3 separate regions of the Mus musculus genome follow, and regions 2 and 3 are each linked to region 1. Evidence: chromatin loops called from intact Hi-C (ENCODE). Cell type or tissue: heart. All regions are shown on one strand. Links, peaks and the distances in the headings refer to the core of each region. The heading gives the core; the rest is flanking DNA.

Evidence for each region. A loop is a pair of places that touch in the nucleus more often than their neighbours do. Peaks named below come from ENCODE experiments on the same cell type or tissue, not always from the same donor. Only the 100,000 strongest peaks of a DNase experiment are listed, where the experiment ranks them.
Region 2: it touches region 1 in a loop (4-fold over the local background); 5 of 42 quality-filtered maps call a loop at or near these places.
Region 3: it touches region 1 in a loop (3-fold over the local background); 3 of 42 quality-filtered maps call a loop at or near these places.

What each region holds. Positions count from the first base shown.
Region 1 is chr5:43,668,376-43,676,103 of GRCm38, forward strand. It overlaps Cc2d2a (coiled-coil and C2 domain containing 2A), which reads left to right. Exons shown (of 38, transcript NM_001359906.1): 3 at 271-331; 4 at 2,846-2,929; 5 at 5,317-5,440. The coding sequence starts at 293. Gm35762 (a long non-coding RNA gene) reads right to left here and starts at 3,568. Exons shown (of 2, transcript XR_376931.3): 1 at 3,012-3,568; 2 at 1-2,852. In heart, for the core only: a CTCF peak has its summit at 3,873 (motif pointing right); a DNase peak (open chromatin) is centred at 4,026; H3K4me3 peaks cover 1,241 bases; H3K27ac peaks cover 1,565 bases.
Region 2 is chr5:45,420,431-45,428,158 of GRCm38, forward strand. D5Ertd615e (DNA segment, Chr 5, ERATO Doi 615, expressed) reads right to left here and starts at 3,970. Exons shown (of 6, transcript NR_131933.1): 1 at 3,806-3,970. In heart, for the core only: a CTCF peak has its summit at 4,062 (motif pointing left); no DNase peak of the experiment used is centred there.
Region 3 is chr5:43,889,973-43,897,700 of GRCm38, forward strand. The region is part of intron 1 of Cd38 (CD38 antigen); the gene reads left to right. Among named protein-coding and RNA genes, the nearest start is that of Gm16015, 16 kb to the right of the region's middle. In heart, for the core only: CTCF peaks have their summits at 2,591 (motif pointing right) and 4,277 (motif pointing right); no DNase peak of the experiment used is centred there; H3K27me3 peaks cover 305 bases.

The DNA.
Region 1 (7,728 bases), core at 997-5,996:
TAAGACGTAGCAGTCAGAAAGGGAGAAGACAGAAATGGTCCTTTGCATTCTGGCTGAGGTTCATCTGGCCAGCAGGCTGCACTTCTTCTCCTCCTCCTTCTCCTCCTCCTTCTTTCTTCTCCTCCGCTGCTGGCTCCTGTGGTCTGCAATACTTGTGAGGAACAGCTCAGCAGGCCCGGGTGTGAGCTTCCCAGGCTCTGTCCATCGAGAGCAAGAGAGACGTTGTTCACTTCACTATGCCTGACCACTTCCTTGCTCATTCGTTCTCAGTCAGGAAGCCATCACGGACAAGATGAATACCAACGACGAAAAAATGAAAATAATTTCAGAGGTAAGTCGCTGCTTGTGAGTGAGCAAGCTCTGTCTAGCAACAGGCATTTGCTCCATGTGTTAAAAGCGATGCTTCTAAAATGAACATAAAATGTGCACACACACAAAAAAAGCAATGCTCCAGATAACTTAAATTTAGCACAATCAGACAGTGGCAGGTACACTAAGGGTGAAAACACAGGTCAGGGCCTAGAAAAGCTTGCCTGACTGCTCGGTTAGGATTTTGCTGCTGTGAACAGACACTATGACCAAGGTAGCTCTTATAAAGGACAACATTTAACTAGGGCTGTTTGATTTAAATATGTGTGATCATTTCCTGCCCTGTGATTGACTGATAGGATTCTCTAAGACAGAAGTACTTGTTAGCAAAATACACACCCATCTAGATTTCAGTTCATTTGCATACTTGTGTTCATTATCATTTTCATGTATCAGTTCATTATCATTTGTCACATGTGACAAGGACAGAGGCACCTTTAGGCCAATCTGTTTGTTGAATTTAACAACTATCAGAACCCACACACGTTCTTTATCTGCCTTTGGTAAAGAAGGAAGCAAGCCTGCAGGCACCCCGGCGTCTAATCTCTACCTGGATGCTCGGGGACTTGCGTCACCATTCCATGAATCCAGCACACAGCAGCTCTCGCTGTATGCTACTGGGCCCAGCTCTGAGAACACCAATTCTAATAAATCTAATCATGTCTGACAACCTGAGGTTATGAAGGAAATCCTGTTCCTGGAGTCTCGCCATTTCTGACCAGATAAGGGAAGCCACCTACAGTGGAGACTGTGCCCACTCAGCAGAGGCCCAAGAGGCCCTTCAAACCCTTACTCCCACTTGGATTAAGGCTCAGGGGTTTGAGACCACAAGAAACAAAGCCCGGGGACACTTTTTTTTTTTTTTAGTTTATTTTTGCTTCATGTGTTTTGCTGTTTAACCTGCATGTATGTCTGTATGAGGGTGTCCAGTTGCCTGGAACTAGAGTCACAGACAGTTATGAGCACCAGGTAGATGCTGGGGATTGAACCTGGGTCTCTGGAACAGCAGCCAGTGCTCTTAACCAATGAACTGTCTCTTTAACCCCTGGTGGCACCCTTTATAAAGTCACACAGATTCACTTTAAGCAAGCTGACAGGTCATTGTAAGCCACACACACCTCTGTCTGTCATTCATTCACTTAAATAGTCTCTGGTGATCTAGTAGTGAAGAGAGCCCTATGACTTTGAGCTTGCATTCCATCCTTCCATAACTATTATGGACACTTACTTCCCCACGGACTGAGGATTAGGACAGTACTTGAAAACCAAGGATGGCTTAGATGTCTCAGAAGCTTGTCCAAAGCCCAAGAAAACTAACAATTGGACTCCGAGCCATGCTCGTCCTCTTGGGCATCATCCTCTTGATGATCTCTAACCTACAACAGTCCTTTGCTAGCAAGTCTGGGGAAAGGAGTTAGGATGGGGCCTCTACTCAGTACTCCTGTTAGACAGAGCTCATCACAAAAACAAAAGCTAAGCCACACCCATTCTCTGGCTGGGATCTCAGCTCCCTCCTCTGGAAGTGACCTCCATGTCCTAATCCCAATAGCTAAGGAGGAGGGGGAATGGGGAGATAGGAGAACGTGGATCAGCCACAACACAAGGTTTCTACACTAACATCCAAGTTCTGCATTCCAATTCTGCTTCAGTGGATTTAGTGAGGCAGTAGGAGAATCGATGAACTTGTTGTTGAGATTGTCTCACTTTGGAACTCAGGCTGCCCTTGAACTTTCTGGGTGGCCCAGGCTCGCTGCCTTAGCTCCTGGGTGCAGGGATCACAGGTGTGTAATACACAGCCAGCAAATTTAAAGTGTCTCATTCACTCAAAAGTGCCGATGCCCCTATTTGCAAAATTTCATAACTCAAAATGTCAAGGTTTGAGCACGTCAGAGATATTAGCTCTAATATCTTCGGTATCAGATGTACAATGCATAACGTGAAAAGAAGAATGCGACCTTCATTGGCCTTTTACCTGTCCAAAGAGATCTGCCAACATTCCCTGTGAGTTGAACTTTTCCTGCTAATTCAACTTACACTATTCTTTCCTTTTTCCTTTACCTGCTACTCAACTTAGAAAGCAGTAAATGAAATCCCACACGTGAGTCCATGCCGGTCCCCACTTCTCCATCTGTCCTGGAAGCTTCACTCAATACTCACCTTTCTTAATGAGAGTGGGGACCACAGTGTATTGCCCTATAACATCAGGACCTGGTACACAGTAGGTGCTCAATAAATGTTGAAAGTATGAATGAGCACTTGTAACAATAAAAATAGGAGCCTTAGTACCATCCCATCCCACTTATTTCAGTTAGAGGAGAAGTTGGCTAGAGCGTACCTATTCTGAGAAGAGTGGCGGGTAGGTGGCCACTTAGATTTTGTTTTCTGTCCCTTTGCTAACTCTGTGGTGGTGAGAACTGATGTCAGGGAGGAACTCGATACCTCAAGAGTCTTTTCTTCTCTTTTCCTTTTGACAAAGGACTTCACTGGAGATGGTGTGGACACAGAGGCGGGAAGACGGAAGAAGAATTCAAAGGTGCGAAGACAGCAGAGAAAGAAAAAGGTGAGAGGTGATGAGAACCTGTGTCTGTCCGGGCAGAGTGTTACTGATCCACATCACTGATGGACAGACGGCCTGCGCTCACCTCTGGGGAGCCACACAGGATACACCTGTGATGGCTAATCTTGGCTGTCAGTCTGACACTCGTGGGATATCTGTGGAGCCTTTGCTTGTTTAATAATTGATGTAGAAGGGTCTGGTCCACTGTGGGCAGTGTCTGTATAGTAAAGGCAGGTGATCAAGAGCCTGGCAGCAATACAGTAAGCAGTACCACTCCCTCCACAATCTCTCCTTCAGTTCCTGCCTTTGGGTTCCTGCAATGAATTCCCATCTTGACTTCCCTCTGTGATGATCTATTACCTAGATGTGTAAGATGAAAAAAGCCCTTTTCTCTTCAAGTTGCTTTTGGTCACAGCAATAGAAACTTAACTATTATGGCCCAGCAGAAAACATCCCTCTTTGGGCTTACTCCTGGAAGCTGTGGGGCAGGGATGTGTCTAATGTGAGATGCTGGTTGTCGGGCTTATAGAGATGGTACTCAGAATAAAGCTATGACCAGTATTAAGAGCTTGCTTCCTCTCTCTCCTCTCTTTCTTGCTTCCTTCTTCCCTCCCTCCTTTCCTTTCTTTCTTTCTCTCTCTCTCTTTCTTTCTTCCTTTCTTCCTTCCTCCCTCCCTCCCTCCCTCCTTTCCTTCTTTCTTTCTTTCTTTCTTTCTTCCTTTCTTTCTTCCTTCCTTCCTTCCTTCCTTCCTTCCTTCCTTCCTTCCTTCCTTCCTTCCTCCCTTCCTCCCTCCCCCCCTTCCTCCCTCCCTCCCTCCCTCCCTCCTTTCTTTCTTCTTTTCTTTCCTTCTCTGTGTTATCCTGTCTCTTCAAGTCTAGGAAAAAGGAAAGCAGCTAATTTGAGTATTGCCACTGATGGCCATAGACTATGGTGGGCGGTAGATGGCAGTGCAGGATAACAAATCTTAAGAGACTCCCTCTTTCTCCTATCCCGAGTCCCAAATTTTCAGCCAAAGATTAACTCCTGTCTCCCCAGCCTGCAGCCCCTGTTCCCCCACCTCTCTGCAGGAGTTCCATTCCTCCGCTGGAAACATCCCTGTAAGGTAACTCAGTTCCCTTATTAAAGAGCTGCTCTCCTGGAGAAGAAAGACAAGAAAGGGGCTTGTTATGGACTCGCCTGGAGTAATCATTAAGCCAGCCTGGGAGGGAAGGAAAGGAAGCGCCATTTTGAATTAGCAGTCATAAGACGAGACTAGACTGCCGGCTGAGGGCAAACAGACCTGGGCGGTGGAGAGAGCACTGGAAAAGAAGGGGACACCCCACCCCCACCCCCACCCCCATTCCAGCTCCTTGCAGCACACTTCCTGCTTCCCAGGGAAAGAGGGGAGAAAAGGACCCTTCTACCTTTCCTGCAGGCTGAATGCAGCCTGGGGAAGTGCGCTGGGGACAGACGGGAGCTGCAGCAGCGCCATGGGGCCACTCTCTGGCCACGTGCCTGAAGTTTTTACCCATTCTTACCAGTTCAGCCTGTTTGTTGCTCTGCAACCCTGGGCAGGGGACCCTGAGATGTCAGATAAAAAGTGTCTTTGAATCACAGAGTGAACAGAGAGCGACCAAATAAAGCTGCCTGGCATCCAGGACCTAGTAGGAGAAAGCCACAGGAGGGATGTAACAATTCAGTGGCTGAGTTTCAGAAACCCGAAATGAACAGGCACACTCCCGTTCATTTAGCCTGCTCTAGAGCCTTGATGCCGACCAGGGTTTTTATTCAGATGTTCACATCCTTTAGAGTCATCTAATCTATTTCCATCTGAATTTCTATGCTGCAATTCTTTGTGTATAACAATGAGTTCAGAGAGAGAGAGAGACAGACAGACAGACAGACAGACAGAGTATGGTTCCCCATTCATGGCAATGCTTTTACAGAGTAAGTGGTTACAGGCTTGCCCAGAGTTCACAGCCAGGCTGAATTGGCTGTGAGCTTTATTCGGTCTGGCCACACAGACATCCATACCACCCCTGCTTCCTCAAGACTTTGATGAAGATACTATAGACTGTCCTCAGGTGCACCTAGTGTGGAAACAGAATCAGCCCAGATTAGCCAGAGAAGCTTGAACAGTTCTTTCCTGTCGATCTGGAGCTGGAGATGAAGTGTTCTCCTGTGATTCCTACATAGCTTAAAGTTTTGGAAATTATCGTCTTATTTGGGGATGTCTCAACACTATGGTGGGAAGACCGTTAGTAGCAGCTCAGGCTGATCTGAGCAAGAAACCACAGTCTATAACGTGGATGGTACTAGGGCCCATCCCTTCTAAGGTACCCACCACTTCTTAAAAGGAACTGAGCCAACTAAACTCCTGATGTCTCAGAAACCTCTGATCTATTCACAGCCACCCGCCTCTCCCCCTGAGGAAATGGTGTCAGACAAATTCCAAGATGGTGGGCAGCAGGAAGTGGTGGAGGAAGAGCCCGAGACCAACCTCCTGAGCTTGACAGCCCGGCGGGGGCCCCGGAGTGAGTATCTTGGTTTATTTGGCTGGTAGTTATTAACTGCCAACCACAAGCTCAGCACTGAGCAGCATGAGGCTTGATTTGGAGCATTGTTTTTAATGTATGACCAGGAGCAAGGCTGCCTGGATAGGACAAAGCTAAAGGGAATATAGTAACACACAGAGGTTGAGTTTTGGAAGCCCTTCTTGAAGGGAGCTTCACCCACTTTACTGCAACTCTGTGGTACAATTTTTTAGGGTAGCATCAGACTAGAAGCCAAGACAGAGCGTTTGGGGGCTTCTCTATAACCAGGAAAGGTGGCTAGTAGGAAGTGAAGTAGAAAAGGCATGAGTAATGTCAGACATGTCAGAATTCAAAGGGGAGTGGCACAGAGGAGACACGAAGCAGAAGAGGAACCCGACTGAAGAACAGAGGTGATGCCACTCACCCTTTACCCCACTGACACCCGTCCCCTGCACACGAACTTCCAGGAAGCTGGGGGCTGGGGGCTGGGGGAGGTGGCTCAGTGGGAAAAGCTCTTGGCCTTGCAAGTGTGAAAACTCAAGTTCAAGTCCCCAGAACCTGTGTAAAAGCCATGCATAGTATCACATATCTGTAACCCCACTACCCCTATGTCAACACCTCCTATGGGAGGTGGAGGCAGGAGAATCCCTCAATGCTTACCATCCAGCTAGCCTGGCACACACACAGGCAAACGACCAAGAGACCCTGTTGCCAACAAGGTGGAAGGAGAGGACAAACCCCTGTGGTTTATAACGGGCTCACAGAGACAAACTCATACCTGCACTCAGGCACACAGATTCGCGTGGACATACGTACATACACAGGAGGACTTTTGTTTTAAAGAGCCTCCGTCTGTCCTTGGACTTTACAGCATTTGTTCTTCTCCATACAGTGAGCATCGTTCATTGTGAGCCCACTGTAGACAAGGGAAATGTGCTGCATTCTTCCAGTTACACTCTTGTAATGTGGCAGAGCTTGAAAGTAGAGTGACTGTTAGACATTCAATGCCTTTGGAAGCTGCTGACCTAAGTCCAACCCTAAGAAAAGTGTGGCTCTGACAACTGAAAGAGTCATGGTATTAGAGCTGCTAAGAATCCCAGAACAACAGACCAAGATTGAGTCTACATAGCTGTGCCTTTGCCTTTATCAGCTTGGGATGCCCTAACTAAATCTCATAGATTGCATGGCTTTATTAAAATTCAGAAGCTCACTGAATTCATCACAGAGGATCCTTATTACCAGATGGAGTAGACTTGCTCAAGCACAGTGGGTGACTCCATGGCTTTGAATTAGCAACTGGGCAAGCGAGGCTGCCATCTTCAGGGAAACAGGGCAGCAGCAAGGACATGTGTGAGGGCTGGTGATCAGAAATAAAGATGCAGAGGACGAGATGTTCCTTGGTTATCCAGGTGGACATGGTCTATGGATGTAGGACTCTGGTGGAGGGAGTGAGAGACTGGGACTGGAGAAGGCTTCCTCACCCCTCCATGGAGAGTAGTCCTTTCTCCCACTCCATCCTGTCCCCTGAGCTGGTTTCTTTCAGTACACACCTCACCTCGTGGGCATGTGCCTGTGAGCTGCTGGGAACAGACTGCTCTGCTAGGGCAGAGCTTCCTCGTGTGCATTGTGTTTGCTCTGCAGATTGTGCCATCCTTCGGTGCACAGAAGTTTCTAAAGTTTGATGTAGCTCCAGTAATTGGTTGTTGACACTTTTGTATTTGGTGTCATTATCCTAAAGATCATGGCCCAGTTTAATGTCATAAATCTTTTCCCTTATTCATTTTGAGTTACTTTTTGCTTATTGGGTAAGGATCCAATTTCATATTTTATTAATTAATTTAATCATTTACATTGTTGGGTGGCATATGTGTGTCCACAGCGCACATATGAAGGTTCCAGGACAACTTATGTGAATCATAGAACTCAGGTTGGCAGGTTTGGTGGCAAGTGCCTTTTCCCCTGAGCCATCTCACCAGATGCCAATATCATTGTCTTGTCTTGGGACATGGGTTTTCCCAGCTCCAATTGTTGACTAGAGATGCTTTCTTATTGACTGGTCTTGGCACATCTGTTGAGGATCATTTGACCATATAGCCAGGGATTTATTTCTGGATTCTCCGTACTATTCCATTGGGTTACATTTCTGTCTTTATGCCACTACCATGCAGTTTTGATGACTTCAACTTTGAAACGAGTTTTGGAATTAGGGAATGTGAGACCTTGAAGGTTGTTCACGTTCAAAACTGCTTCAGTTATTCAAGGTCCTTCAGTGACCCTTAAGCACTCCA
Region 2 (7,728 bases), core at 1,481-6,480, 1.8 Mb after region 1:
CCACCACCCCACCCCACCACCAAGGCCAGCTCTACTGTGCTGCTCAGGCAAGGGACAGGGCCCGCTCTCCTAAGTGTTGTACTGTATGTACCAGAGCGGGCCAGGGCCAGTTCTGCACAGTCCTTGGACATCCATGTGGTTTCAGGCTGCTCACACCAGGGATGCCTCCATGTCTCTAGTAATAATATGAACCACGGACCAACCCCTGCCACTGCCTGACCACAGACCCAAACACGGCCCTCAGCACTGGCTGGGACTTCATCACAGCCACAGGTAGCAACTCTGGCTATTCAAAACAGAACGCTCAATCTCTGCTTCTCTTTCTCTCCCACGTGTATATGTAGTAATCCCGCTGCCAGCGGGCCACACAGTAGGCCTCTGGGTGACCTCCTCTGCCCATACTATCTAGCAGGGCAGCAAGCAGGTCTCTGTATGCCTACAGTCTGCCCATGTGGCATGGCAGTGGGTGAGTCTCTGAGAAGTTTTTTCCTGCCCACACTGCATGGTATGGTGGCATGTGGGCCTCTGTGTGTCTTGGCCTACTATGCCATGCAGGAGGCGGCAAGTCTCTGGGTGTCTTTTCCTGCTTACCCCAAATGTTATAATTATACATGTAACCATTGCCATAGCTGAGGTTATACTAAACTGTATAAACTGGGGGAAATCATCTTTCTCGCTTTAGCCTCCTGAAGTCAATCATCCATGACATCTACTAACTAGCTCATGCCACACACACAACTGGATACTTGCTCAGTGCTAGGCACAGCTTCTTTAGACAGTGACCTCAAAAAAACCTCCCTCTTAGAGATTTACAATGCACATATTAGAGGCTCAGAGAAGCTCTTCAAGGGATAGTTCAATACGTACATGTATACAATCACACACATACATTCATACATATATGCATGCAATCATACGCACATTCACAATTATACACACATACAATTATATATTCATATACACAAATTTATATATACATGCATACCTGATAAATAATGATAAAAAGATAACAAATGGTGCAGATTTGAGGCATAGACAATAGATATAGATCAACTCATAGATGATATGGATTAGATATTAGAGATAGATGATAGATGACAGGTATATGGTAAATACATTGATAGAAAAAGAGATGATAGAAGATGACAGATGATGATAGATGGATGGACGGATAGATAGATAGATAGATAGATAGATAGATAGATAGATAGATAGATAGATAGATAGATAGATTTGGGTATTTTTCTTGGCAGTGATACCTTAATGTCAAAGCCTCCTGGTACCACCATGACATAATGGTATACTAAGGAACACTCTTGGTCATGGCATAGAAGATACTCTTGACCAAGATTCTCTCCCTAACTACATTTTAACCAAGTTCTGAACTCTTTCCAGACTGTTTATCAAGCTTGGCACAAAAAGACTTGAGAAAAAAAAAAATTCACTTCCATAGTTCCTAACAGTTCAAGGCTATATCACCCTCGGCCATCTTACAGTGCCTGCCAGAGGAAACTAGAAGCTTCCAAAAGAGTGTGCTGCCTTTTGGAAGAGTCTCTGAAGATAGGGCTCATCTCCCACGCTCTGTGAAAGGGAGGGGCCTGACCTCATTAAGTGTCAGTTAGCAAACCTAGATAGGTTGCACAGAGACCAAGTCCTCCATCCCACACTTCATAAACTGTCACTGTCCAGACTCTCCTGCCCCTCCCCCTCTATTCCCCTCCCCCTTCATCCTTCCTTGAAAATATCTAGCCAGCTCTGCATGAAGTTCCGTTTTTCACCCATTATGCTAGCCTGTTGCTGACTGAATCCATCCTTAACACTTCAGTGTCTGGTTTTGTTGATCTTTGATACCCCATCAAGAGCTATTCTCCACACCAAACCACCATCAGGGAACAATTATCCAGCTTGACCCTGAAGGATCAACTTGATACAATGCTGAAGTCCTGGCAAGACTTGAGATTAGCAGATCCGAAGCAGGCACCAGCATACGTGTTGCAAATTCCAGAACTCCCTTGGAGCCACGCAGAGTTGACTGGAATTCTAGCTGGCTCTTTCAAGGCCAATGTATAGTGTTTGTGGATCCAAGGGTCACGGTAAGGACTCCTGGGTTAAAGTGAGAGGAAGACCCAGGCTCCCCCGATGTTTGGCTCAGGTTTGCTCTCCAGCTTGCCTGTGTCTGTGTCACTTATCACCATGGGTGCTCCTCTCTGTCACTCAAGATACAGATAGAGAAATCAGCCTTCCCTTAACCGGGGAGAGGAGGGGAGCAGGAAGAAAAATTTTAGCCAGCAGGAGTCCGTCATTTCTTTGAAGCACATATGATGTGCCTGTGCGTGAACACACACACACAAATTTCCAAATAACAGAAAAGTTGCATGGCAAAAATGAAACCCTCCGGATAAATCATGAGCATGCCAAGTGTGCACAGCCTTGATCCACCTCAGCAAAGCTGAGTGCAGCCATTACTCTAAGTCTTCTCAAACCTTCGTGTGGACAGATCAGCTCTTTGCACCCTTAACTTCCAGGTTTAACTCCAGGTCACCAGTTCCCCGAAAGGGGATCTCATGACATGGCCTACACTTACTAGTAAGTGATTTCACTTTCAGATACTGAAGTCTTCCTCTGCCTAAACCTTATCCACAAAGGTCCCAAAAGAGTGCAGAGTCCCAAAAAGGCCTTTAAGGAGGCAGCTGTGACATAAGGCAGTATTTGCTAACCTTTACTTGGAGGTGTCCCTGTATATTCATCCATGTCTACTGTAAGATAAAATAAGGCCCCCAATATGTAAGGGGCCTGATTCCTGGAATCTAAGTGTATGATATTACTTCACAAAGCGTCCTTACACATATGATAAAATAGGAGATAGAGGGGAAGATGGGGAGGGGGAGGGGAAGAGAGGAGAAGGTAGAGGAGAGATTTCTGCTAGATTTCCCAGTACCAAGTGTAAGAGTCGGAGTTTACCTGTAGGCCCCACTTATGCAAGGTCAAGATAACTTTCTGGAATACTGGAAGCTGTAGTTCTTGGGAATTAACAAGCCATGCATTTTGACTCCCCTGAACAAGTTTACTTAATTTTTTTTATACCAGATGTATTTGATTGGATGTAGGCAGAAGTCACATAGGCAGGAAAATATGTCAGGATATATGTTAGCCCCTGGTTTGGAACTAATGGGAAATGCAATGAATTGTGGGTTTTGCCTTTTTAAGTCCTTGAAAAATGTAACTTGTGGCCATTCCCTGGGAACCCAGGAGTAGACCTGGCCAGAGTCCTCTACCTGGCCAGCATTTAATTAAAGCTTGCTTTAAATTTGGTTCAAAATTGTGGAACTGAATTTTTTTTTCTCGAGAATCTCAGGGTGGACACAAGCTTGACACATAGTAAGTACTCAATAAATGTTAAGTGGGCCTAAGCTAGGGTCACTTACCATTTTCTAAGTATGGAGAGTGACAGAACCTATACCAGGGGTGCTGATACAAATAGTAGGGGACCAGGTCTTTCCCTGGGGCTAAGATATGTGCTAACATGGAGGCTACTCCCGTTGTCTGTGCTGTGTTGTGTTTCTCTTTCAGGGACTTTAAGGGCCTGCTCGAGCGATGGCTTAGAGCAGTGGCTGTGACCCTTGAATACAAATCCTCCTGTTGTGGTGACCCCAGCCATAAAATTATTTTCGTTGCTACTTCACAATTGTAATTTTTCTGTTGTTATGAATCATAGTGTAAATATCTGTTGTGCAGGATACCTAATGTGCAACCCCGAATGGGCTGCCACCCACAGGCTGTGAACAGCTCATTTAGAAGCACCTACCTTGAGAGGTTTAGGAAGTGTCTGCTCTGTAGTCAACCAATTTTCATTTCGGTGAAAGAAGTAAACATGAAGGATGAGGGAGGGGGAGGTACATGAACAAGAAGGCGGCAGCATGCACAGCAGTGGTCTCCAGCACTGGCAGGTGGCTTGTCATCCTATGTCTGCACAGAGTCTGAGTCTAAGGAGCCTTGTTCCTTACGGAGTTGCCCAGCACCTATGTGCATCTGTTGCCGACGCCTGCCCCCTTGTGGAATTGTTTCAAACTGCATACTGCCTTCAAAATGCTCTTTTCTTTTCTTTTCTTTTTTTCTTCTCCTTTTTATTGGATATTTTCTTTATTTACATTTCAAATGTTATCCCCTTTCCCAGTTCTCTGCCCTAGAAAAACCCCTGCCCCCACCTCCCCCTGCTTCTATGAGGGTGTTCCCCACCCACCCACCCACTCCTGCCTGCCTCCCTGCCCTGGCATTCCCCTACACAGGGCCATTGAGACTTCACAGGACCAAGGGCCTCTTCTCTTATTGATACCTGACAAGGCCATCCTCTGCTACATATGCAGCTAGAGCCATGGGTCCCTCCATGTGTACTCTTTGGTTGGTGGTTTAGTCTCTGGGAGCTCTGGGGAGATCTAGTTGATTGATACTGTTGTTCTTCCTATGGGGTTGCAAACCTCTTCAGCTCTTTCGGTCCCTTCTCTAACTCCTCCATTGGAGACCCGGTGCTCAGTCCAATGGTTGGCTCTGAGCATTCACCTCTGTATTTGTCAGGCTCTGGCAGAGCCTCTCAGGAGACAGCTATATCAAGCTCCTGTCAGCAAGCACTTCTTGGCATCCACAATAGTGTCTGGGTTTGGTAACTGTATGTGGGATGGATTCCCAGGTGGGGCAGTCTCTGGATGGCTTTTCCTTCACACATTGTCTCCATATTTCCTCCTGTGAGTATTTTGTTCCCCCTTCTAAGGAGGAGCGAAGCATCAACACTTTGGTCTTCCTTCTTCTTGAGCTGCATGTGGTCTGTGAATTGTATTTTGGGTATTTCAAGCTTTTGGGCTAATATCCACTTATCAGTGGGTGCATACCATGTGTGTCCTTTTGTGACTGGGTTACCTCACTCAGGATATTTTCTAGTTCTATCCATTTGCCTAAGAGTTTCATGAAGTCATTGTTTTTAATAGCTGAGTAGTACTCTACTGTGTAAATGTGCCACATTTTCTGCCGCAGACCCTCTGGGTGCAGATGGGCAAGGAGTTGGCGAATGACAGACAGATCAACACAGGAGATTGTGTAGAATCTGAATGTAATTTGTCAAGTCAAGCATCAAACTTTTTATACAGAAGAATAGCAAGAAACCAGACGAGATACAATCCACCAAGTTACAGTGACATAATACAAAATGAATGTATACATCAAAAGAAGGCAGGGACCAGGTCACTGCCACTGAGAAGGGAGCCAGGTGTAAAGCTAGTCTATTGTTAAGCCCACCTCCAGGGGTTCTACTTTAGCAGACCTCCTCATGAATACTGCAATACCACAACCCCCCTATCCTGGGCCCTGATAATTTCTTGTGTGAGTGTAACTTTTAAGTATCTGTGGAGAATCTCCATTTGTCAGAATTCACCAACTTGCTTCTAATATGCAATGTAGCCAGTACTAAAGATTTCTATCTCAGTGGGATTCCCTGGCTCTTTCATGGCATTCCCTTGTTTGGGTGAGATTTGCTACTGTCCTTAGTAAATACTCTGCAGACCAGCTCTGAGCTGCTGGTTCTGTCTTTTGTAATGCTTAATTAGTTACTGAATAGGTAACTTCCTTACTGCATTCATACCGGATTCCAAGCTCAGCTTCAAGCATTTTCTAGGACATTGGAACACTGGCAAAGGCTTAACTATGTCAGAATTCAATCTTTAAAAGCACTTATAATAAAATAATACTAAAAGAGAGCACGTGGATCTATACACCAGACTAACACGGGGATAGGGTATGAGTATACGGGTTAATGAGAACGCCAAAGCTCCAGGAGGTGAGTTTCTGTGAAACTCTTTGCCTCATGAGTGCTTCCAGGCCTCTCGGCCTGCCAAGCAAACTTCACTGGAGTGTGCGTAGCAATTTTCTGAATCCATTCCTCCATTGAAGGACTTGGTTTCAGTGGTCCAGTGTGCCCTGTAAACTACAAGATAAAACTACTAGCTAAGTGCATTTTATGATGTGGTCTTTGCCACCTGAGTCTTCCTCCTCTTTCTGCATTCCCTCAAGCCTGTATTCTCCCAGAAGACTTGTCCATGGTTCCTTGGTAATTCAACAGAAGATTCTTGGGAATCAGTCTAGAGCTCAAAATTGATGTACTTCCTTCCCAAAGCCATGTGACTCTGCAGCCTAACCTCTCTTACCTTCTTCCTCATGTGTGAAATAGGTTCTGCTATCTAGGGTTATTGTAGATTCAAGGAGATTAAACAGAAAGCTCATTAGGGAGACCATGAGCCTCCAGTGCCTAGCCTGTGGGTCATTTACAGACCCATGATCTCTCTCTTTCTAGACTAAACAGCTATGAACCACCACATGACTGATGAAGCACTCTCTGCTGACAAGATCTTGCAGTCTGATGAGACAGGAATTCAATATTAGCAAACTTAACAAAGACAGTTGTAGAGTTTTAAGATAGTTTACATTGCCACCACCCTCCAAAGAGGAACAGGAAAGATAAAGGTTGCAGGCGAACTGAATTGAGATAGAAGGTCTGAGGGCAGGAAACCCAGGAAAAGAAACAGGGAGGCAGGGGAGGCAGGGGGCCAACACATCCCACTATCAAGTTGGGTCAGTGCTGGGCAGTAGAGCCTGGCCCTTAACCTAGGTTGTGATGAGTCCCCCAGCACCTGGATCAGCAGACAGCAGTAGAGCTGCCTGTCAGCTGTTTAAACTTATGTGTGGATTTAAAGCACTTTGATGTCCCACAGTCCAAAGGATTCCTCAAAGGACAAACCCCAGAAAGGCTAATGAGAGAAGGTGAAACTGTCCTAGTAGGGCAGGTTTTACCAGTCATTCATATATATAGTCGTACCTCATTGCACCTGTTTTCTCATCTGTAAAATGGGAGCTAACAATGCCTATTCAATAGGGTCATCGTGAGGATGGAGTAAATGGTGAGGAGTTAGAACAGTGACTCCTCAGTACACCATGACCCACAGTAGTCACCAGGCATTGTCACTCCTGAGACTCACAAGTAAAAGAAAGTGTCAATCAATAAGTCAGTATTCATTAACATCAGGGTGCAGATAAATAAGGTCTGCTATTGTTCATCAGCCAGCAAGAAAAATGAACAATACATAACTGAGGACAAATAATTAAATGAGGAGAAACTGAATAAATCATATTTCTCCAACAGAAGACAGTACTGGGGATCAACTTGTGTCTAAACTTAGGGAACCTCCACAGGAGTGGGAGAGATGGCTCATCAGGTAAGAGCACTTGGGACTTTTCCAGAGAACTCAAGTTCGATTCCCAGAATCCACATCAAGTTGCTCACACCCTTCTGTAACACTGGCTCCTGGGGGATCTGGAGCCTTCTTCTGGCCCCTGAAGGCACTGAACTCACTTAATATATACTCTGATAGACAGACAGATAAACACACACACACTAAAAAAAATTAATAATTCTAGAACTGACTCTGCCAGTATTGGGTAACCTAGCTGGGGCCGTGCTGGAGAACATGCCCTGGTGTTGTGGATAAGGGAGAGCCCAAAAGCTGACTACCTTGGGTACAACCCAGCCCCAGATGCAGGGCTCTGAGTTGAACTACCCCAAAGCTGTATCATCTATGAAGAGTTGGGATGCGTGAAAGGGCTAGTCTTGCTGATCCAAAGGTTTCTGCATCTCTACTACACGGGGCAACAACCGGATAGCCAGGAGTCCCAGTGCGGATCCAATAT
Region 3 (7,728 bases), core at 1,481-6,480, 220 kb after region 1:
TCCAACCAAACTGAGGGCTGATAAGGAAGCTTGGTTATTATCCTAAAGGAAAACATGCTAAGCGTTGAACTGGCCAAGAAAAACGAGGGCACAGAAGATGGATTTGGACCTGCCGCTTCCTCCATTGCATATTTGTACTATATTTAAGTGAAGGCAGTGTTCTCCCAAATGAATTTTTTCAAGCTACAGTATTTGACATAAATGGAAGAAAAGCAGATCCTCCCTACCCATGCCATTACATGTGGAAAGCATGCAGATCTTGGCACAACTTCCTTCCCAATACTTCAAAGGTCTTGTCTCAGTCTTTCTCTTCCTTGGGGAACCAGGAGGATCTGTCACTGTAGAGCACTTCCTTCAGTGTAACATGTTGTGTTCACTTAGCATTTGTCACAACCCTCCTTTTTGCTTTGTGCTGTTGTCCATGTTTCATCTTCCAGTACTTCTAATGAGCTCATCACCATCTCTCCTTTGTCCTTGTCACAACCCTATTCTGTTACTTCCTTTGGGTGTCTTACAGGCATTTCAAGTCCCTATTCTAAATGGAACCCATGGTCAAGGTGACTTCTGCTGGAAGCGCTTTTCCAGTTGATGGCCTATTCATCCTTCTAGTTACTGACTCTATAATTTCTCTAACACCATATATTCACACATACTCAGTCCACTAGAAATCCACAGTGAACTCAGAATCTATCGCCTTTTCTTATTTTTTCTTTTCTCCCCTCTGCCTTCTTCCTCTCCGTCCTTCTTTCCTTCCTCCTCCTCTTCCTCCTTCTTCTCTTTGCTCCTCCTTCCTCTTTCTTCCTCCTCCTCCTCCCCTTCCTCCATCCTCTTCTTCTTCCTTCTTCTTCCTCCTCTTTCCTCTCTTTCTTCATTTTTCAAGACAGGGTTTCTCTGTGTAGCCCTGGCTGTCCCGGAACTTGCTCTGTAGACCAGGCACACCTTACAGGATTAAAGGTGTACACCACCATTCTTGGCTACTTTTTTCCTATCTTGACTTATATCTTCCCTTCCTCCTCCATGGCTCAAAGTCGGATCTTTGTGTCATGAATACTGATCTACCTGCTTTTGTCCCTACTTCCTTCAGAGTACAGCCTGCAAAGAAGGGCATTCTGATATCTCCTATTTCCTGTGCACAAAGTGTTCTGTTGCCTCTAATGCCACAATAGATAAAAGTCCATGGTGAAGGTCAAATTTGCCTTTCTTTCTTTGTTTCCATCATCTCCTTCTCACTTGCTTTGCTCCAGCCAAATGGTTTCTTGTTAACACATCAGATGCTAGGGCCTTCTATCCAGAACATTACTCCATTGGAAGTTACTACTCTAAGGCTCTGTCTCCCTTCAATTCTTTGTTCAATGTCATCTAATGTCCCCACCTTATATACTGTTAAATACCATTTGCTGTCCACCCCTAAAGCTCTTATCCTAGCCATTTCTCCCTATTTTCACACAAAATTGTAATATTCTAGTATGTTCCACAACTTTCATAGGTTTTTTTTCTTGTTCTCAGTTTTACCCTCTGCACCTAACACATGGTAGAATTTAACTAAACGTTTTTCTTTTTCTTTTTAAAAAATTTTTATTAGTTATTTTATTTATTTACATTTCAAATGTTATCCCTCTTCCTTTTTTCCTCTCTAAACCACCTCTCCCTCCTGCTTCTATGAGGGTACTCCCAACCCACCAACCCACTCCTGCCTCACTGCCCTAGCATTCCCCTTTGCTGGAGCATCAAGGTTTCATAGGACCAAAGGCCTCTCCTCCTATTGATGCCAGATAAGACCATCCTCTGCTACATATGCAGGTAGAGCTCTGGGTCCCCCCAGGTGTACTCTTTGGTTGGTGGTTTAGTCCCTGGAAGCTCTGGGGGATCTGGTTAGCTGGTATTGTTGCTCTTCCTATGGTGTTGCAAACCCTTCAGCTCCTTCCGTCCTTCCCCTAACTCCTTCACTGGGGAACCTGTGCTCAGTTGGCTGCAAGCATTGGGAAGGCTCTGGCAGAGCCTCTCAGGAGACAGCTATATCAGGTTCCTGTCAGCAAGCATCAGCAATAGTGTCTGGGTTTGGGGGCTGCATATGGGATGGATCCCCAGGTGGGGCAGTCTCTTGGTGGCCTTTCCTTCTATCTCTGCTCCACTCTTTGTCCCTGTATTTCCTTTAGACAAGGGCAATTCTGGGTTAAAATTTTTGAGAAGGGTAGGTGGCCCCATCTGTCAACCAGGGGCCATTCCTCACCTCTTGATATGGTCTCTACAGGTTCTCTCTCCCCTTTGTTGGGTATTTCAGCTAATATCTTCCCTGTCAGGTCCTGGGAGCCTCTTGCTTTCATGGTGTCTGGGACTTTCTGTTGGTTACGCCTAGTTTCCTATCTCCCATTGCTACACACCTTTGTTCAATTTCCAGACCCTCTGTACATCTCCCCCCTCTTCTCCCACACCTGATCCTGCCCCCCTTTCCCCTCTCTTACTGTTTTTCAAATTTGTGATTTAGCTCTTTCTAGGGACACCTTCAACCTCAAGAATTTTCTTATATAAAGACCCTGCTTAGAAAATCCTCATCGCTTCTTTGCATCTCACTGATCACCCATTTCTCCCACAAGGTGGCAGTCTCTACTTTAAATATAGGCTGTAGTGGCCTCAAATTCAAGACTCAAGCTAGTCCCTGCAGAGACAGCTTGACCTGGTAGACCAGCTAGCTGGAAAGTTCATAGACTGTGAATCCTTATCTTAAGAGCCAGATGTGTTGAAGGAATGGTAAAATTTAGGGTTTGGGAGCCTTCCACAGGAGTGGCACATTATAAAGGTAGAAATGTGGTTCTTATGGGAGTGGTGGCAGTGACATTCTAAAACCCAGTGAAAGCTGTCAATATAAAAACTGGGTTTACAGACCCAGAAAGACATATATAGTATGTACTGGCTTGTACATAGTTGTAAAATAAAGAATAATCATGCTACAATCCACAAAACTAGAGAGGCTAAGTAATAAGGAGGGCTCAAGGGGTGACTCATGAATCTCCCTGGGAAGGAGAAATAGAATAGATATCAAAGGTGAGCTGGAGATGGGTAAGTATGGGAACAGGATTAGGTCAGGGTGAAGATGAAGGGAGAGGGAACCTGGAGAGACAACTGAAATTGGGGTGCATTTGGGGGGGGGTGAGATAGAAACATAGTACAATGGAAACTCCCACAAATCTACAAGAGTGACCCTAGACTTCTAATAAGGGAAGATATGGAACCTGAATCAATCATCTCCTGTAACCAGGCAAGACTTCCAGTGGAGAGATTGGACCACCAACCCAGCATTTGACCTACAATTCTTGCCTACAAGATGTGTTGGGTAGAGGTGGCACAGAAATTGTAGAAGTGGCCAACCAATGATTGGTCTAGCTTCAGACCTATGCCATGAGAGGGAGCCCAGCCCTGACACTGCCTAGAGGGCCAAAACCCGAAGGCTGGATGACCAAGAGACAGACATAACCAGGAAAAAAGCAAAAAATGATATTCTATGATATTCTGCTATACTTGTATGAAGGAGAGAGGCTCCATCCAGTAAGTAGCTATGGAAACAGATGCAGAGGCTCACAACCTAACATTAGGCAGAGCTCAGGGAATCCTGTAGAAGAGGGGGAGGAAGATTGTAAGAGTCCGAGGGGACAAGGACACCACAAAACTAACAGAATCAACTAACCTGGGCCAGTAGGAGCTCACAGAGACTGAACCAGTGATCAGGGAGCCTGCATGGGTCTAACCTAGGCCCTTGGCATATAGTTATGGTTATATAGCCTGATCTTCTTGTGGGACTCCTAGCAGTGGGAGCAGGACTTGTCTATGACTTTTTTTTTTTTTTGCAAGCTTTGGGGACCCTTTTCCTCCCACTGGGTCACCTCATCCAGCCTTAATTTGAGGAGAGGTCCTTAGTCTTATTGTAACTTGATATGCCATGTTTGGTTGATGTCTCTGGGAGGCCTGCTCTCTTCTGAAGGGAAATGGAGGAGAAGTGGAAGGGGGTGGTGGAAAGGCCTGGAAGAAGAGGAGAGAGGGGATATAATATATGAGAGAAAATTTAATAATAATAACAACTGGATTTAACAATCATATATATGTTTCCCCTCATTACAAGACCTTACCTTTTCCTTCCCTGATGATATTATTCTAGCATCTAGGCATGACCGTTCAGTACTAATCTTGAACATCTCCTGAGACCTAGAATCATATGAATCACTTTTTTTTCTTCTAGAAGCAACTCTATTAGAAACATAGGTGCAAAGTTTGGATTTTCCTGTAGGGGGCAACATTGTCTAGCAAAGACAACAACATCTGGCCTGCAAGGCAGTTCTGGAGCTAGCTAGTTGGCCTTGGACAAGGCTAAGCTGCTCTGAGCTTCTTTACTTCTAAGTAAGAGACATAGAGTCCTCTGCTGGCTGGTGTGAGCTTTTGATGTGAGCATGAGTCATTGGTATCTTGGGCAGTGTTCCACTCACAGGAACATTATGGCACGGTCACAACTGTCTGACCTTTCCTCTGTTGCTGTTTTCTGCCTTTGCTCACCTGGAGTCAGCCAACCTTGAAAAACTCAGAGGAAAGGGAAGGCATGAGAGGTAGTGAGTGGTGGGAACAGAACAAGTGAAGCTCTGTTGGCAGGAGCAGAGGAGTAGAAAAGAGGATGCACGCGTTGACCTCTAGTCTTGACATGTGGGCTAACTTACTCTATACCAAAAACTGTAGGACTCCATTTTGGAAAACAAGGAAAAAACCTGCCCTCAGACTAAGATTCTTCTTCACCAGGAAAGTCTTTGTTTCAGCAAGTCAAGAGGCTAAGAGGGGCTTCTTATGAAACTTCTGTCCAATGCACATACTTATGAAGGCATCTCAATTGTCATGGGCCTTTGGATTCTTTTGTATCCCAAGATTGCTCATTAATGTCTAGACCAGTGGTTCTCAACTTGTGGTCTCAATCCCTTTTCTGGGGAACAACCCTTTCACAGAGGTCCCATATCAGATGTTCTGCATATTTGATATTTATATTATGATTCATATTAATAACAAAATTAGTTATGAAGTAGCAACAAATTATTTTATAGTTGGGGATCACCATAACACGAGAAACTGTATTAAAGGGTCGTAAAGGGTCGCAGCACTAGGAAGGTTGAGAACCACCTGCTTTAGAGCATAACCTAGGACCACTGGGAGCATCCTATAATTGTGTGGGTTGGGTTTGTTGCTCTCTGTAAGAAGGAAACATTCACAGCAAAGGTTCGTGGAGGGGGGAGTTGGCTTGGTTTTAAGAGTTTAAGGGAAGGTTCAAGGAAGCTGGCTTTACTTGAACAGTGTCATGGAATCAACAGGATGAGTCTAATTCTCTGATATGAAATCTTGAAAAATTTTTCTCTACCGGGCTGGAAACAAGATGAAGGCCTAGGTTTGGATAGTTAAGATGCAGCAATCACTTCAATCAGCCAGGTACAAGGAAGGATTCGGCATCATTTCTTCATGTTTGTGATTTCTTTTTGTTTTGTTTTTGTCTGTATTCACATTGCAATCTACCATTGCTTTATCTGATGTTGGTGTTGTGTCAAACTGCTTGTGGTGAATTGAAGAGACTTCAGATGAGGATCGGGTATGAGGTCACATTGTTTGTGCTCTCTGAATCCAGAGCTGTTTGTCCTTCATCTCCCAGCATCTCCACGAAAACCCCTGTCCATTTCCTGTCCTGGGGAGGAGGAGCTAAGGCAACTAGCTTTGCTACCAGCTCTCTTACTCTGGAGAGAGATGAAAAGAACGAAAGCAGGGAACTGTCTCAGTCTCCTTATCATCTGGATGCTAGGGACCAAACAAAACCTTATTTCTCTAGGCACTTAGCAGGATGCCCTTGAGTATATTATACTTATAGCATCAGTTCCAGAAAATGTATTCAAAATCTGTAAAGTATGACGTTCAGAAAATTCAAACAAAGTGAAGAATTCTGGGAAAAGAAAATGAAATCTTTTTTCTTCTGGCAACACAAAGAATCAGATGACTTTAGCTTCTGTTCTGATCTAAAAAGCATACACCTTACGCAGGAAAGAAAGGGGGAACTCAGGGACCTTAGTAGAGTGCACCATCTGTTTTTCATTTTGTTTGAGATCTTTCATTTCCTTTCTCCTTGACCTTACTGGCAAAGTCTGGGCCTGGCATCCCTCTGTGGTTTGTGTGTGACTTAACAAGGACATATTTTAAAGTTGGAAAAGAAAAGTTCATTGTAAAAGGTCTGTAGTCCTCCTTCCTTTCACATCCTTGGGCTTCAGGATGAGGGATGGACACCGAGGACAGAAACGGTTTATTTGATAGCATCCTAGACATGTAAGACTTATGGCAACCCCCCTGGAAAATATGCAACAGAGGAATGAGACAGCCTACATGCACATTGACTGATGGTCAGACAAAGCGATACTGTTATACAGTGAAATGTTGTTCAGCCTTTAAAAGGGAGGAAATTTAATACATACGTGGAGGTTTGAATGGGAATGACCCCCACAGGCTCAAATATGTGAATTTTTGGTTTCCAGTTGAACTATTTAGGAATGACTGGGAAGTGTGGCCTTATTGGAGGCGTGTCCCTGGGAGTGGGTTTTAATGTTTCAAAAGTCCATGCCAGACTCAGACTCCCCCCCACAAACACACCCCCACCACCCGCTCCTTGCAGATTAGAATGTGCATTCTTAGTTACTGCTCCAGCGTGATGCTCTCTGTCCTCTGAGACTCTCCCTCTGAAACCCTAAGCAAGCTCCCAATTAAAAGCTTTCTTCTATCAGCTGCTTTGGTCATGATGTAACCTGATCATAGCAGGAGCGACCCTAATTAAGATGTAATATAGCTGGGAACATCATGCTAAGTAAAATTAGCCATTTACAAAGATTCCAGGTTTGTGAGATGCCTATCAGATTGAAGGAAATAGAAAGAATTGTGGTAGCCAGGGACTGGGTAAAGGAGGGGTGGGGTGTTAATACGGATGAGTTACAAACATCCTGACTATTTACCTGGACACTTAAACAGAGTCAAGCAGAAGGTGCATCTCAGTGGTAGAGCACTTGCCTAGCATGTGTGATACTGTATTTAGTTCCTAGTACTAAACAAAACAAAACAAAACAAAACAAAACAAAACAAAACAAAACAAAACAAAACAAAACAAAACAAAACTACCCAGTACTGTTAGGTGTCATAGTCCCAAAACTCATAAATTCTGTTATTATAACCAAAGTAGAGTTTGCATCTTGATGATTGCAAACTAAAGACAAGCACAGCTGAGAAATAAGATCAGAGAAAGAGTTGCTGCAAGCAGCAGGCTCAAGAAGAAAAGATAGTAGACACTTTTGAGGCATGCTTAGGTAAAAATTGTGAAGCATATTTTTGCAGGATTACAGTGGTGGATGAGAACAATTTTGGGGGTGCTCACCTTGAATCATAAAGATGGTAACCAGTATCACTTGGCATGCTCAACTGTCTTTAAAGAAAGAAAAGTTTTAGCTGGAAAAAGGAAAGGATATTTTAAATGTCTTACTGTAGAACTTTGCCCCTAAAAGTTAGATCTTAACATTATTTTTAATTTGTTACAAGGTAAAAAAAATTCAAATACATAGAGAAATTTAAAAAGTATTAGAAAACAAAACAACAACAACAATAACAACAATAAACGAACAAAACAAAACATTATTTCCTGGAGCAGCCAGGAAAAAGACACCTAAGTGCCCAGAGCTA